Regions from separate parts of the Homo sapiens genome. Here region 1 is linked to region 2. Evidence: chromatin loops called from intact Hi-C (ENCODE). Cell type or tissue: endothelial cell of umbilical vein. All regions are shown on one strand. Each heading gives the region's core, and the rest is flanking DNA. Links, peaks and the distances in the headings are about the cores only.

Evidence for each region. Hi-C counts contacts between places; a loop is a spot of excess contacts. Peaks named below come from ENCODE experiments on the same cell type or tissue, not always from the same donor. Only the 100,000 strongest peaks of a DNase experiment are listed, where the experiment ranks them.
Region 1: it touches region 2 in a loop (5-fold over the local background); 1 of 110 quality-filtered maps calls a loop at or near these places.

What each region holds. Positions count from the first base shown.
Region 1 is chr12:20,149,345-20,152,173 of GRCh38, forward strand. No RefSeq gene overlaps it. Among named protein-coding and RNA genes, the nearest start is that of LINC02468, 23 kb to the left of the region's middle. In endothelial cell of umbilical vein, for the core only: no CTCF peak of the experiment used is centred there; a DNase peak (open chromatin) is centred at 1,677; H3K27ac peaks cover 791 bases.
Region 2 is chr12:19,738,197-19,741,025 of GRCh38, forward strand. No RefSeq gene overlaps it. Among named protein-coding and RNA genes, the nearest start is that of LINC02398, 280 kb to the right of the region's middle. In endothelial cell of umbilical vein, for the core only: a CTCF peak has its summit at 1,197 (motif pointing right); a DNase peak (open chromatin) is centred at 1,195; H3K27ac peaks cover 785 bases.

The DNA.
Region 1 (2,829 bases), core at 304-2,803, 410 kb after region 2:
GACTTTCATGATGTTTTCTCTATCAAGGTTCTCACCCATGGTGTTAAAATTTTTTCCATAGAGTGCCATGGGCAATGAGCCTTAAAGATCCTGTAACCCCATGGTCTAGAGGCTGAATCAGAGACATTGTGTTTGGAGGTACATAGACCACTTTGGTGCCTTTGGTGTTAAACTCATGGAGTTCTGAGTGGCCAGGGGCATTGTCTAATGTCAAAAGAACTTTAAAAAGCAGTCTCTTACTCTCAAGGTACATCCTGACTTCAGAGACAGAGCACTGACAGAACCAATCCAGAAAAAGGGTTCTCATCAAGGCCTTCTTGTGTACAACAAAAAGACTGGCAACTGGTGTTTATTTTCTACCTTCAAATCTCAGGGGAAGGCTGAGCATGGTGGCTCATGTGTGTAATCTCACTGCTTTAGGAGGCCAAAGTGGGAGGATTGTTTGAGGCCAGAAGTTCAAGGCTGCAGTGGGTCATGGTTGAGCCACTGCACTCCAGCCTGGGGAACACAGTGAGACCTTGTCTCTAAAACAAAACAAAGCAAAACGAACAACAACAAAAACAAAAACCTCAGGGGTTAGCAGCTCTATAGATAAGGATAGTCCTGATCATAAACCCAAATGTTTTTGCACAAAACGGTAGAGTTAGACTATCCTTTTCTGCCTTAAATCCTGGCATTCACTTCTCTTCCTTACTAATTAATGTTCATTGTGATATTTCTTTTTTTCTATAATAGGGCACTCTTATCTGCATTAAAAACCTGTTTAGGTAAATGTTCTTTATCTTCAACCATTTTCTTTCTTTTTTTTTTTTTTCTTTTTTTTTTTTGAGACAAGTTCTCTCTCTTTCCCAGGCTGGAGTGCAGTGGTGCGATCTGGGCTCACTGCAACCTACGCCTCCCAGTCTCAAGTGATCCTCCTAGCTCAGCCTCTTGAGTAGGTGGGACTACAAGTGCATGCCACCATGCCTGGCTTCATATGTGTGTGTGTGTGTGTGTGTGTGTATATATATATGTATGTATATATATATATATATGTATGTATGTATATATATATATGTATGTGTATATATATATGTATGTATGTATGTGTATATATATATATATATATATATATATACACACACACATTTTTTTTTTTGTAGAGGCAGGATTTCACCATGTTGCCCAGGTTGGTCTGAAACTCCTGGGATCAGGTGATCCACCCACGTTGACCTCGAAAGTGCTGTGATTACAGGTGTGAGCCACTGTGCTTCGCCTATCTACAATCATTTTCTTAATGGCATCTGGGAAGTTATCTGTTGCCTTTTGACTGGCAGAAGCTGCTTTTCCTATTATTTTGACATTTTAAAAGCCAAACTTCCTTCTAAAATTATCCAACAATCCTTTGCTGGCATTAAATTCTCCAGCTTTAGATCCTTCTTTTTGCTTTAAGCTGTCAGCTGCATTTTCAATATAAGATAAAAGGGTATCTGACAAAAAGTGTAAGGCTTTTGCACCTGCTGGTGTAGCTGCAGCTATGGGTTCACAAGTTTCCTTTCCATTTTTTCAATGGTCGTTATTGCTGGATTTATTTCTCTTGAAATGGCAGGGCTACTGCAGTTACAGATCTCAATCTCTGATGCATATCCGGCAATTCAACTTTGTCTTGTAATGTCGTGACTGCTGTGTGCTTCTTGGGAGCATTGCCAGCATCACTAGTGGCACTTCGTATGGATCACATGGTGTGATTCAAGGTTTAAAGTATTGCCCTAAACACAATAAAAAATATGAGAGAACTGCAAGAGGCCATTTTTTTTCTGTGATGTGCAATTTACTGTTGAGACAAACTGCTCATGCAGAGATGATTAGCATCACAAGTCATTTAAAATGGATATTTGCAACACTTGAGCTCACTGCAATAGCCATAGGAGGTAGCTATGAAACTGTTACAGTAGTACAGTGTGAACTACAGTTAATTTCATGCCATTTTAAAACCACATCTTTACATTTGTTTATGTTTCTCTTGACTGCAAATGGTACCATGTATGGCGTATGTTTGTGTACGTAACTTTAGTTAAACATAAAGCTTTACTTTGATAAACCTAAACTTCTTATAATAGCTTTCTGTATGTTTTATGGTAGTAAATAAGTAGACTAGTATCTACATATATTTCATACATTCAAGACATATCCAACTTTTTCTTATATTTTTTAAATATTTGAGAGCTTTTAATAAATTGTCACAAATCTCCAAAAATTTTTTCAGTATATTTACTGAAATAAAACCAGTGTATGTGTGGACCCATGTAATTCAAACCCGAGTTGCTTAAGGGTCAACTATAGATAAAGCTATGAAGATTTCATATTTGTTTTTGTGCTAATTTTGGTAAATTTTGTTTTTCTAAAAAATATTTTTAAAATAAAATTTATTGTCATAAAGTTGTTTATATATCCTAGGATAAGATGTGGTTCCTTAACCAAAAACATCAGTATATTCTGGGATATTGTTAGAAATGCAAATTCTTAAGCCATGTGCCAGACCTACTGAATAAGAAGCTCTAAAGATGGGGTACAACACCTTGTATTTTAAGAAGGCCTCAGGTGATCCTAATGGGTGCCAACGTTTAAGAACTGCTGCTCTGTTAAGCTTCTGCAGTAGCCTGCAATGTTGGTATGCAGTCTTTTCATTATTATTTTATCATAATATTATTATTTTATTTTAATTTTCTACTGTGATTTCTTCTTTGATAGAAGGGTTATTTAGACAGGTTTTGCTTAATTCTTAAATCTTTGTGGGTTTTTTTGTTTTTTATTTCAAACTTAATTTCATGATGGTCAGAAAGTAAATTT
Region 2 (2,829 bases), core at 26-2,525:
GTTAAATGCTTTTTACATAGAAAGTTTCAAGTAGTTTTTTTGAATGAAAAATATTCCAGTTGTTTCACACTCCTCCTTAGATGTCTTTTCAGCATTGCCCTATACAGTTATCCAACATTTCAGGCAATGGAGTAAATTTTCCTGAGATTACCTCAGACTTACTTGAATTAGTAATCTGATTGAATTTTATTTGTTTTATGTGAAACATTCCCTGAGCATCTCCATTGCTATAGGGGATCCTGTTGGAAGAGAATCTTCTCTGAAGGGGATTTTGCGGGTAAGAAAGGGTTAAAAAGACCGGCGCGGCGGCTCACGCCTGTAATCCCAGCACTTTGGGAGGCCGAGGCGGGCGGATCAGGAGGTCAGGAGATTGAGACCATCCTGGCTAACACGGTGAAACCCTGTCTCTACTAAAAATACAAAAAATTAGCCGGGCGTGGTGGTGGGCGCCTGTAGTCCCAGCTACTGGGGAGGCTGAGGCAGGAGAATGGCGTCAACCCGGGAGGCGGAGCTTGCAGTGAGCCGAGATCCCACCACTGCACTCCAGCCTGGGCGACAGGGCGAGGCTCCGTCTCAAAAAAAAAAAAAAAAAAAAAAAAAGAATAATAGTGCTCCTGGTAGCCCAGAAGTTAATACCACACTATCCCACAGAGGAGAGTCAGTTAGTGTTTCATTGTGGCCTTCATCTACCTATTGATGCCAGTGTGGAGGCATGAAGTTATGCTTAAATCTGATATATGATTTTCCAAGTTAACTGTGTGTTCTTTCTTTCTTAATTAAACCCCGTCTATAGAGTTACCATTCAGGTTTCTGCTATTAAACTGAGGGATCTTTTGATGATTGACACCATTTCCTGCTGTACAAACACTCCAAATATTCTAGTTTTCTCAGAAGCTTTTAAAGAAAGACACTATCTACTTACCTTTGGACCCAATAGATTTGTAGCTTTTCGATATGGTAAATATTGTAGGATATATTTAAATTAAGTACTTATTTAGTTTGTGGAGTAATATTTTGCTATACTCATATGCTTTGTGTATTTTGGACACTTGGAAAAATGATTATTGTATTTAAGCTCCACACATCAAGTTATTGAAAAGCTCAGGGTTTTCATCAAAGCAGAATGTAGGTAAGTTTCATAAGTATTTTACTGTATAAAGTTTTAAAGACACAATTAGACAATTTAGGCCAGCAGATGGCACTCTTACCTTTGTCCTCATTTGAAGAGATGTTTGAGGTTGTGGCAACTTCTCTCATAACTAGATCTCAGAAACTGTTGAAAATTGCATTTTCCTATTTTTATTTAAACACAGTTTTATAAAAAAGCAATAAAGTTATTTTTACGTTGATAGAGAAAAGTGGATGAATGGACAAAACCATTTCTATAGATAGTCTGTTCAATTATTTGTTAGCACGTGAAATAGTTAAGATCCATATGGATGAAAAATGCTCTTACTGCAAATGCGTTCTATATTGTATAAGTGTCTTTTCTTTCTTATTTATGAACTCAGAATCTTAATCTGATAAATCCAGCTGGATGAACAATAGAATGAGAACAATGCTCCTCTTGTCTTTTGTTTCTTGGATTTCATATAATAGCTTGAAATCATAGGATCTTAGTGCTATAAAGAGCCTTGGAGATCATTTAGTTGAACATGCAAACTTTTAGGTGAGGAAACCAAGGCCCACAGAGGTGAAATGACTTGTCCAATTTGAAGGTAGAAATACTGCTTTTAGTTAAAAGCAGAAAACAGGACTCACTGTCTTCAGAGCAAAGCTGCACAAGAACCTTATGCTTTATAATTGCATTTTGCTCCGTTATTCTCTGACGGAATGGAAGGCAAGGGAGCTTTGGCCACTTGACTTATTGGTGGAGATCGATAAATTTGTCATGTTTCTTCTGCTTTTGCTTTTTTTCATAAAACTGCACACAGCAGCTAAGAATTCAGAAATGCCCCTCAGATATATCTAAATATCCAAATCAGGCAAAAAACATATGGTAGGAATCTTTTTTCGTGGTAATTACAAATTTAAAGAGGGATACACACATTTTTAATAAAGTTTAATTTAATAAAAAAGGGGCATACCAAGACTAGGGTAATCTACATGTTGCAGATATAAAATGTCCGAACTCTGAACTAGTTAACTGAGTAGTTAGTTCATTTGCAGTGGAGATATTTGTGGAACCAGGGAACATTCATAAGCAGTACGGGATTAGTAGGATAGGGTATCCAGTTGGTGTTCAAGAATATCAGTATACAAAAAGCATCTCATTTCTTTATTGTTATGAATCAAATTAAATATGGGTTATTCCATTTTCCTGGCTAGCAGGCTAGCAGGACATCCAAACTCAAGTTTTTTTTTCTTTTTCTTTTCTTTTTTTTTTTTTAAGGAGAACTTCCCTACTTCACGCAGAATGGGAAAAGACCCAAGGGGCTTAAATAAACCAGAAAAATTGGACCAGGGCCTCCATTCTCTGCCTTTGTTGATAGTCACTGAGATGTTTGTTGTTTAAGCTTGTGTGGTCCTTTTGGAGGCATTTCTCTTTTACCATTCACCGCCTTCGTGGGGCATTGACACAGAACCTTCACGCTGTGCAGGGTTCTAGACATTCACACAGAAGCTCTGCTACTTCTTAGGTGCTGTGAAGGTGCGTGTCCTCTACTCCCAACCTACCACCACTGCTCCAGAGTCCACCATCCCCAGCTTCCAGTCTCTGGATATCTAGCTCACTTCAGGGTCTAGTGGGGCAAAACGCTCCAGGCCCTTTGGGACTCTATTGCTTAATTTGCTCCAACGGGTCTGAAGCCAAAAATGGTTCCTCTTCTC